Linked DNA regions of Homo sapiens: all the other regions are linked to region 1. Evidence: chromatin loops called from intact Hi-C (ENCODE). Cell type or tissue: endothelial cell of umbilical vein. All regions are shown on one strand. Region 1 has its middle 75 kb from the start of MOBP. Region 2 has its middle 140 kb from the start of MYRIP. Region 3 overlaps MYRIP (myosin VIIA and Rab interacting protein). Region 4 has its middle 7.3 kb from the start of EIF1B.

Region 1 (2,500 bases):
TTTTAAGATCAGTGATCAAAGATCTAAATTTTTTTTGTTCTTCACTGTCAGGGTGACTTGACAACTAATTAGTTGAAACCATCCATAATGGTAGATAGACTGAAGCTGCACGAACTACCGTATACTCTTACTGACTGTAATAGCAGGATCTAAACATTAAAAAAAATTTATGTTTTCTTTAAACTCCTTGAAAGCAAGTGTATTAGTTAGGGGTCTCCAGAGAAACAGAACCAATTGGACGTGTGCATATGTGTGTGTGTGTGTGTGTGTGTGTGTGTGTGGAGAGAGAGAGAGAGAGATTTATTAAAAGGAATTGGTTCATATGATTTTGAATGTGAAGTTTCAAGATCTGCATTTGGCAAGCTAGAGACCCAGGAAAGCCAATGGTGTAGTTCTAGTCGGAATCTGAAGGCCTGAGAACCGGAAGAGTTGATGGTGTCAGTTCTGGTCCAAAAGCCAGTAGTCTTGAGACCCCAAAAAAGACGATGTTTCAGTTCCAGTTAAAAGGTAGCTGATGTCTTAGTTCAAGGCAGTCAGGCTGGACGAGTTCTCTCTTGTTTTCAGGATCGTCAACTCTTTTGTTCTAGTTTGGCCTTCAACTGATGAAATGAGGCCCATCCACATTAGGACAATCTGCTCTGCTCAGTCTATAGACTCAAATGCTAATCTCATCCAGAAACTTCCTCATAAAAACACCCAGAAAAATGTTTCACCAAATTTCTGGGCACCCCATGACCCAGTCAAGTTCACATGTAAAATTAACCACATCAATTAAGTTTTATTTTCACTTCTACTGATGTGATTTTTCAGAGGTGGGAATACTATGATTTTTCTAGAAACTATAGACTGAGTGAGATACAAATGGTCCACTTGTAAAGATCAATAATGACCCATGAAGCAGTAAAAACAATAAAAAAATAGCCCTTTCTAGTTTTAAATGAACAACGGTTATTTTATTTCCCTAAGGATTTGCTGTCAAAATAAACAGCCATTAGAGGGAGCTCTGGTTGCAGTTTAAAAACAAAATTAACCTCTGTGAATTGACAATGTTTACTTGGAATGCCAAGTGTCCGTGTTTTAATAGAGACACAGAAATTATTTTCTTTAAACCAAAAAGTATGAAGTATCCTTTAACAACACCATTTTGTATATCTGAACTCAGTAGAAACCAAATGTGCTTCGTGGAATACAAGAGCTGAATGATACAGAGACAAAGCTGGTGGAAGGCAAAAGGCAGGGGTGTGCATTTCAGCCACGCCACGAAAGTGGCTTCATGCCCTTGAGTCAATTGCTTGCTCTCTCTCCTAGTCTATTTCCTCTCCAGAACAATGAAGGTAACAGAGATTAGAATTTATCACATTGGAGCCCGCGGACATTTCCTAGGGACTGGAGAATTCTAGGAGAATTTAAAAATTTTTTAATTTTCTTTTTTCAAAGGCAACCATCTTGAGAATGTTACATTCTCAAAAGCTGATGGTCCGAAAAGGATTATTTTAACCATATTCTCAGTCATGTGGATAATATACTCAAAACCAGCACCTGCCATGAGGTTTCAGGGCTGTGCTGGCATTTGTGTTGACAGTTATATTGGTACCAAGTGATCCCTGTCTTGAAGTGACAGCATTGAAGTTTTAATGTGTTGCTAAGTCTTTCTGGCTGACATTAGGTTGGTGTTGTCAAAATGACAACAGTTGACTTATCATTACCATTGTACTCATAAAGACAAATTTTCTCTTCAGCAGGGATAACATGCAACTGAAAGCATTGTTACAGAATAAGGTTTTAGAAACAAGTCATTTTGCAAACTGAGGTTCTGATTTGACGTAATGAAAATTACTGCAGTGGAAGAATGTACTTGGTGCTTTCATTTCCTGGGCTTGAGAAGGGAACAGAACAATAATGCATAACTAGTAATTCGCACGTGCAAATGAAAGCTGCATGACAATATAGTGTGCCGAATAAGCCACGCTGTGGTGGTTTGGAAAGAGAAAAGAGGTAGTAGATTGAGCCCTCACCTAAATGATGGACAAGCTGAACTCGAAAGACCTGGATCACAGCAGGCAGAAATATACCAATGGAAAGTAAAAGGCTTGTGCAGATCCTGTTTGTGTGCTATCAACTCCAAACAGTTTAGCAGCAGTAGCTGTGAAGATTTTTCAATACATTCTCATTATTTCTGACTGTACAGTTTTATTGATTTGTTCATCGTAATAATGGATCATTGTTAAATGAAAAAAATAGCAATGACTCAGCATGCTTAAAAATAAAAATAAGGTAGGTCAACAAGTAAAAAACCAAAACAAAGCAAAACCCCAGCAAATTCATCTTTGTATTATTAAATCAACACCAAGCTTTCAATTTTAGCAAAACGGCACTATCCATTACATTATACTTGTTAATTTGAATTAAAACAGTTTTGTAGTTTTGCCTCTGGACAATCACTCTGAAAATACATCATATCCAGGGGAAGGGGCTAGTCAGGCGTTTCACTTCAAGGCTT
Region 2 (2,500 bases), 130 kb after region 1:
TGGCCAACATGGTGAAACCACATCTCTACTAAAAATACAAAAATTAGCTGGGCGTGGTGGCGGGTGCCTGAAATCCCAGCTGCTCCGGAGGCTGAGGGAAGAGAATCGCTTGAACCAGGGAGCTGGAGGTTGCAGTGAACGGATATCGTGCCACTGCACTCCAACCTGGGCGACAGAGCAAGACTCCATCTCAAAAAAAAATAATAAGAAAGAAAGAAAAAGAAAAATATGTAGCAAAACTGTGTTTTATTTACATTAAATTATACTTAGGTGACTATTAGGTTTCACCTTTTATATGTATTATAATTATTGTTACTACGCTGTTATATTAGAACTTATTGTTGCTATCTTAATTTATACATGTTATTGATAAGTTTTCAATATTTTATATGTATTTATATTATCCTGACAGGGAGATATGTGCTTTCTCTAGCAAAGACAGGTTATTACTTATTCACAGCTGTAACCACCTCAATTTCATTTTTTCCCAGATTCTTCCCCTCAGGGTGATGTGGTAAGAGTTAGATGTCATTCTCTACATACTGGGATCTGTATATAAGTAAAGAACCCACAAAATATAAATCTTGGGTTTATATAGGAGAGAGACAGCTTTTCCCTCTTCTCTCTGAGAAGGAATTGATCTCAAATGTAAATAAAGGAAAGCATCCTCCAAAGTTGGGAGGAAAAGAAAATGTATCCAAAGAGTTTTTACTATTTGGAAGGTAAGTAAATGTTTTCAGGGGGAAGATAAGACAAGTATCTCTGAATTACAACCCCTGTGATATCTTCATGCTCCTGAGTTTCATTGCCTTTCTGAAATATAACACATACCTCCCAGGTTGTAAATCTCCACTTAATGATCATTTAAACTCCAAGGTTTTAACCCAGGTCTTAGTAAAAATTTCCCAGAAAGCCCTGACCATGCATAAAGATAAACATAATCACTTCTTGAAAAAATTTACTACACTTTATTTCAGTGTAATTTTAAATTTCCCCTCATTTACATTGGCTAGATATTACTTTCTTCTGGGAAGTAGGTATATAATTTTTAATTATTCTTAAGGTTTACTATAATTTATTAAGACCCATATTCATGGTTTTTTTCTACCAGTTTTTGAGGATTATCAATACCAAATCTCCCATCTGAACCAGATGAAACCTCAGCCTTCTCACTTTCTTCTTGTCTATTCTTTGATCTGCCATGTTGACATCACCTGTAGTTTTAACTCAAAATTTTTTGTGTATCCATTTGACATAGTATGTTAATATATTCTTTACTCGTCTTAGCCTGGGTTTCTGGAAAGCACAGTCTGAGGCAGACGTTTGTGTTCTCTTTCTTCAGTACACCAGGGGGCAGTAGTGAACGTAAAGCATAGTGAGGCAAGAAAAGAGAGATGATACAATAAAGCATCACCGAATTGGCCGTTGCTTGGCACTAAACATGACAAATTATTCATCCTCATGTGCCTTTATTGTGATAATCCATATAAAAGCTATTTTAGGATAGTGTATCTGGAGAATGAAGGAAAAATTATTTATGCACTGGCTCCTATCTCCCACCGGTCCAAGATTTGTCTCAGTGGCCATAAATTTTCTGCACTTTTGAATTGGCATGTGTTGGTACTGAGCATGGCCTGTGATGTTTCATGCTTTAGTGTCAACACGAAAGTTTTGGGGCAGGAAGCAGCAAGTGATAGTGTGGGCATAAGCTAGGACTTTGTGGCTTGACTTTTGCCTGCAAGAAGTTTTAAAAGTCCACCTAAAGTTGATGTCTACAGAGGCAACAGGAACTGGAACAAGTGGCTAATTCCCCTGAAGACAGATGAGGCCAAGGGATTCTGAAGTGGTACATAGGAAGCATCTGATATAGTTTATCCTTCTCAGATATTTGGTAATCTCCCATTATATCTGGCCACCCTTAAATACAAGAGGAAAAAGGTGTCCACACTGCCTTCCTTTGAGGGGAAGTAGAAGTCCAAACTTCAGAGAGTCCCCTTGAGATTGAAGCGAGTCGGAATCTCTGGAAAGATTTAAGGCAAGAGGGTTAGTGAAACAAGTTATCACTTCTGTTGTGGCAAGTGGTCCAGACGTCATGATTTATATTATTCATCACTCCCCTCCTCTACCACTCAGTTTAGACTTTCCTAGCAGACAGCATTTGGAGTGATCTCAGTTGCTTGTCTGATGGGGTTATTTCAACTTTTATCTCAGAAGAGTCTCAACCCTTAGCTGTTTTTCTATTGTCAGATCATGGTTGTGACACTTAGACTGTGCTTTTTCACAACTGTCCATTTGCTACTATCACCAGATAATAATGGAAACATCAAGAGATGTCCCAGTATTCCAGTTATCTATTGTTGTGTAACATACTATCCCAAAACTTAATGGTTTAAAACAACATTACCTTTATTTTGGCACATTTATCTGTGGATCAAAAATTTTGTCAGAGTTAAGCTCAGAAATTCTTCTTTTCTATGTGATATCAACTAAAGTCACTTGG
Region 3 (2,500 bases), 450 kb after region 1:
AGAATAAGTCTACTGGTCTGCAGAGACTGCAGCCACCCCTCCCGCTAGGGCTCAGGCCCAGGGAGATCAGAGTTCTGTCCTTGAGTCCCTGGCTGAAGTTGTTGGAGTTCCTGTAGGGAGGCCCTGCCTTGATGGGTCAAGGTCAGGCCTGAAGAGGCACTCTGTCCGCAATCTGCCACAGCCATTGTGTTGGACTGTGGGGGATACCTCTTGGGACCAAGCTGTCCAGCCTCCCCAGCTCCAGCAGGGGAAAAGCCTGGCCTGGAGCTATAGAGATGGCTGCTGCCCTTCACCTGCCCTTAGAGCTTAGTTTGTTAGGCAGCTATCAGTCCCAGTGTTGGCTGTCACCCGTCCCCCAAGGAGTCCAAACGGCTTAGACAGCAGGCAACTGCAGCTGTGGTGCTGATCACCCTCCCCCAGGAGCTCAGCAGCCTTAAGCAGATTCTAGCTTAGTGCCTGTTGAGAATCTGTATGGCTTCATTGTTGGGACCCTAGACCCCAGTGGAATGGACTCATGAGTTGGATCTTCCAAACCATGGGTTGCACAGTTCCATGGAAAAAGGACATTTTCCAGGCTGGGTAGTATGCTCATTCACTGACTCCCTTGGCTGGGGGGAGTGGACTCCTCTGCCCTGTGTAGCCACCACACCACACTACTCTTCCTTCTTCTCTGTGGATCACAGCAGCCACCTAGTCATTTCCGATGTTGGAATCTGGATACCTCAGTTGCTGGTGCAGGATTCGCATGCTGTTATGGTTCTTTTCAAGGGGAGCCTCTGATTGCCACTGCTTCTAGTCAGCCATCTTGACCCCACCCCTGTTCTGCTCTTTGAGTCTGTGTTTTCTTATCTGAACAATAAAGATAGCTCACTGCTCATAGAATTATTTTGAGGCTTGAGTGAAATAATGTCTATTAGGTATCTGGAAAAGTTTAAAAATCAGACATTCAAGGGCTGATACTAATTGTTGTTACATTAGGCCACAGCCCATGACTAAAGAAGTGTTGAAAAACTGAAATCCTATTGAAAGCTTTTCACAGTGTCTTGTTATTCATTCTGATTGTTCTGGTCATCGTGGCCCAAGAGAGGATACATTCCCTTTGCCAAGTAAACATTTTTCAGTTTCTAAGTGCAGGGCTGCCCTCTAGTGGACTCTGAATGCATGTTCATTGAGGATAATAGGTAGTTTTTGCAGGCACATGGCAAACTGTATGAAAACATGTCCTTTGCAGGAACATGGATGAAGCTGGAAACCATCATTCTCAGCAAACTGTCACAAGATCAGAAAACCAAACACTGCATGTTCTCACTCATAAGTGGGAGTTGAACGAAGAACACATGGACACAGGAAGGGGAACATCACACACTGGGGCCTGTCGGGGAGTGTGGGGCTACGGGAGGGATAACATTAGGAGAAATACCTAATGTAAGTGACAGGTTGATGGGTGCAACAAACCACCAGGGCACATGTATACCTATGTAACAAAACTGCACATTCTGTATGTGTAACCCAGAACTTAAAGTATAATAAAATAAATAAATAAAATACTTGTTTAGTCAAAAAAGGAAAATTGGTCTAAGTGTCTGCCTCGATAAGCTTCTAGTGTCCTCCAGAGACAAAACACTGCAACCTGTTGTCATCAGAGCATCTGTTCCTATTCCCTTGAGGCTTGAGGCTTAAAACCAGATGGAAATGTAGAGAGATCTCTACTCCAACTTCTCATTTCCAGAGAAAAATTCAGAATTCATAGAGGTAAAATGAGAACTGAATTCTAATCCTGCCTTGGCTGTGACTTCCAACTCAGAAGTGTTTTTGTGTGATGTGCTGATGTCCATTTGGACATAGATTCTTTCTCTAGGAATAGTTGCCATTTACTTAATTACAATCATTTCTAATTATTTTACTACCTTCCTACGACTTTTCCCTTTGCTCATTTTGCTGTAGCCACCCTGTCCTCTTATTGTTTATCTTAACGCAACAGGCAAGCTTCTCTCTCCATAACCTTTGCACAGGTGTTCCCTCTTCCTGCTATACTCTTTCCTGTACCACCTTCAAGTATTTGCTCAAATGTCACCTTCTCACTCTGACCACCCTATTCAATATTTCAGTTCCCCAACATAGCAGCACTCCAGGTGTCCCCTTATCCTGCTCTATAGCTTCTTTTTTCTGTAGCCCTTATCACTTTCTACTGTGCTGTATAACTTTATTCATTATGTAGTGTAATGAATTCAAGTGCCCCTGGAGCAAGGATCTTTGTCTCATTTCTTCACTGATATAGCCTGTGTTCCTAGAATAGTGCATAGTGCACACTAAGGGCTCTATAAGTATATATTAGATTAAATAACCTTCCAAAATAAGCTTGTCACTCAGTGGAAAAACCACTTCCTCCAGTGTAGAAGTGCAACTCTCTGAAGGTTGAGGAGAGATTGAACAAATTTTCTCTGCTCCATGAAAGACCAGACCACTGCTGCCTTAACATTGCGTGCCACCAAGTATTGAC
Region 4 (2,500 bases), 770 kb after region 1:
GCTGGATCTAGGTGCCTTCATCTCAAACTAGTGAACAGCCTACAGACATTTTTCATGCAAAAAGCAATGACATATAGATAGGCACCATTCGTTCAAGGCACAAAAGAAGCTTAAAGCCCCCACAGGGAATCTAATTGATCTCAGGCCTCATGCTCAGGCTTCAACTGCAGCTCCCTGTTCTAGTCTAGAGGGTTTTGAAGGCCTGAGGTCTATAGAATGGTCCAGAAGGAGGCTAGCTTTAACCCCAGAGTTTGTCTCCATGTGTCCTTTACCCATTCTTACCAGGGTGCCAGACCCCAGACCCCACATCCCGAGTCCACTGGCAAGGAACAACATACTGTCTGGAAAGTAGAGAGAGAACTTTTTAAAAATGTTTATTTATTTATTCATTTGTTTATTTTTGAGATGGAGTTTCACTCTTGTTGCCCAGGCTGGAGTGCAATGGCATGATCTCAGCCCACCACAACCTCCACCTCCTGGGTTCAAGTGATTCTCCTGCCTCAGCCTCCCGTGTAGCTGGGATTACAGGCATGCACCACCACGCCCGGCTAATTTTGTATTTTTAGTAGAAACGGGGTTTCTCCATGTTGGTCAGGCTGGTCTCGAATCCCAGCCTCAGGTGATCCGCCCACCTCTGCCTCCCAAAGTACTGGGATTACAAGCGTGAGTCACCGCACCTGGCGTTTTTATTTTTAAATTTATTTTTCCCTTTTAATTTTAGTTGACATGTAATATACATGTTTGTGGGATACAAAGTGATATTGCGATACATGTACACAATATAAAATCAAATCAGGGCGATTAGCATATCCATCACTTCAGACATTTATCATTTCCTTGTATTGTGAGTATTTTAAATCCTCTTTTCTAGGTTATCCATGTCAGCCTAAATTTTGTGGGGAAGACATCACCAGACAAGGATTTGGTAGAAGGTATAATTCCTTGAAGTAAGAAAAGGCCAACCTGGGCGCGGTGGCTCACACCTGTAATCCCAGCATTTTGGGAAGCTGAAGCAGGTGGATCATCTGAGGTCAGGAGTTCCAGACCAGCCTGGCCACCATGGTGAAACACCATCTCTATTAAAAATACAAAAATTAGCCAGGTGTGGTGGCACACTCAGGAAGCTGGGGCAAGCGAATCAGTTAAACCAGGGAGGCGGAGGTTGTAGTGAGCCGAGATCACATCACTGTACCCAGCCTGGGCGACAGAGCAAGACTGTGTCTCAAAATTAAAGTTAAAAAAAAAAAGAAAAAAGAAAAAGAAAAGGCCCACCCCCATAAACATCCACTCTTAGTGCATCACTGCCATTGACTTGTTAAAAAACGCAGAAAAGCTTAGCCCAATACTAGCATCAGGAAGAATAGTAAATGAGTGGCCAGACACACTGAATGGGAACCAGTAACAGCCCACTTGGTAGATGAAGTATGTCGAAACGAAATATAGGGTACCCAGTGAATGATGCTATTACAGAAGAAATTGAAGGGGGACGGATTTCTGTAAGTATGCAGTCCTTTATCACCCCCTTGTGGCCACTTAAACAACTGGAAGGCTCCTAGCAGTTTACATGCATTATAAAGGTTTAAGTTGCAGTCATCATTAAAGCACCAGCTGACAGGTTTGATTTTGTCATCACTCAAATGTGATCCAGAAATTAATCTAGCCAAACATTTATTATTACAATTCATATAAATCAATTGCCATTTTTCTTTACCTGGGAGAGACAACAATGTTTTCATGGTCTTGCCCTGGGGATATATAAAGCACCTCAGCTACTATCTACCACGGTGCTGTTAGAAGGAATTTAATTTAAATGTAAACAGAGACTTCTGTTTACAGCCTCCAGGGAATGAATGATTAAGCTAGAAAACAATCAAGACTCCTAAATTGTCGCTTGTTGAGAAACACAGTCTGGAATTTGCATACACACACCCTAAATATTCAGTGCTCTCAATCTAAACCACTGTCTTAGGCCAATACAGAAGTTAATGTGCCTTTCACTTATGAGGTTGCCTAAAGGCTTTAGTCTGGGAAAAGCAGCGACAGGATTCCTTAAAACTCCTTAATGCCATTCCAGTAGACCTGAAGAACCCAGAACAGGACTCATTTGGAAAACTAATCATTAGGAACGTACTCACTTGCAGAGCATCTGGCAGATCTCACCTGCACAGGTAGGGGAGGGCTAATGAGAGCTCAGTAGTAACCTGGAAATGGTGCTCTAGGGATTTGGTCCCACAGGAATCAACAGCAGCATCACCAGATGGGCCTCTGGTTAGAGATCCCCACAAGAGGTGTTAAGAGGTATAACTTAGGAAACTATCTCTTTAACAACAGATCCTTTGGGCCTTTTTACATTTTTATCAAGCATTGCCCCTCATTTTCTCACTTCTCTTACATTAATAATAAAAATAGCTAATTCCTTTTCAACACTTATATTGTAGGTCCTGCTCTGAGAATTCTACATGCATCAGCTCATATAATTCTTTTCACAGACATCATGACC

The links. Peaks named below come from ENCODE experiments on the same cell type or tissue, not always from the same donor. Only the 100,000 strongest peaks of a DNase experiment are listed, where the experiment ranks them.
Region 2: it touches region 1 in a loop (11-fold over the local background); 3 of 110 quality-filtered maps call a loop at or near these places.
Region 3: a loop joins it to region 1, with 18 times the contacts of the local background. A loop is called at or near these places in 9 of 110 quality-filtered maps.
Region 4: a loop joins it to region 1, with 11 times the contacts of the local background. A loop is called at or near these places in 17 of 110 quality-filtered maps.

Annotation. Positions count from the first base shown.
Region 1 is chr3:39,541,012-39,543,511 of GRCh38, forward strand. No RefSeq gene overlaps it. Among named protein-coding and RNA genes, the nearest start is that of MOBP, 75 kb to the left of the region's middle. In endothelial cell of umbilical vein, a CTCF peak has its summit at 1,002 (motif pointing right); a DNase peak (open chromatin) is centred at 1,190; H3K27ac peaks cover 309 bases.
Region 2 is chr3:39,667,265-39,669,764 of GRCh38, forward strand. No RefSeq gene overlaps it. Among named protein-coding and RNA genes, the nearest start is that of MYRIP, 140 kb to the right of the region's middle. In endothelial cell of umbilical vein, a CTCF peak has its summit at 1,330 (motif pointing right); a DNase peak (open chromatin) is centred at 1,337.
Region 3 is chr3:39,989,621-39,992,120 of GRCh38, forward strand. The region is part of intron 2 of MYRIP (myosin VIIA and Rab interacting protein); the gene reads left to right. Among named protein-coding and RNA genes, the nearest start is that of MYRIP, 180 kb to the left of the region's middle. In endothelial cell of umbilical vein, a CTCF peak has its summit at 1,135 (motif pointing left); a DNase peak (open chromatin) is centred at 1,121.
Region 4 is chr3:40,315,731-40,318,230 of GRCh38, forward strand. No RefSeq gene overlaps it. Among named protein-coding and RNA genes, the nearest start is that of EIF1B, 7.3 kb to the left of the region's middle. In endothelial cell of umbilical vein, a CTCF peak has its summit at 1,526 (motif pointing left); a DNase peak (open chromatin) is centred at 1,521.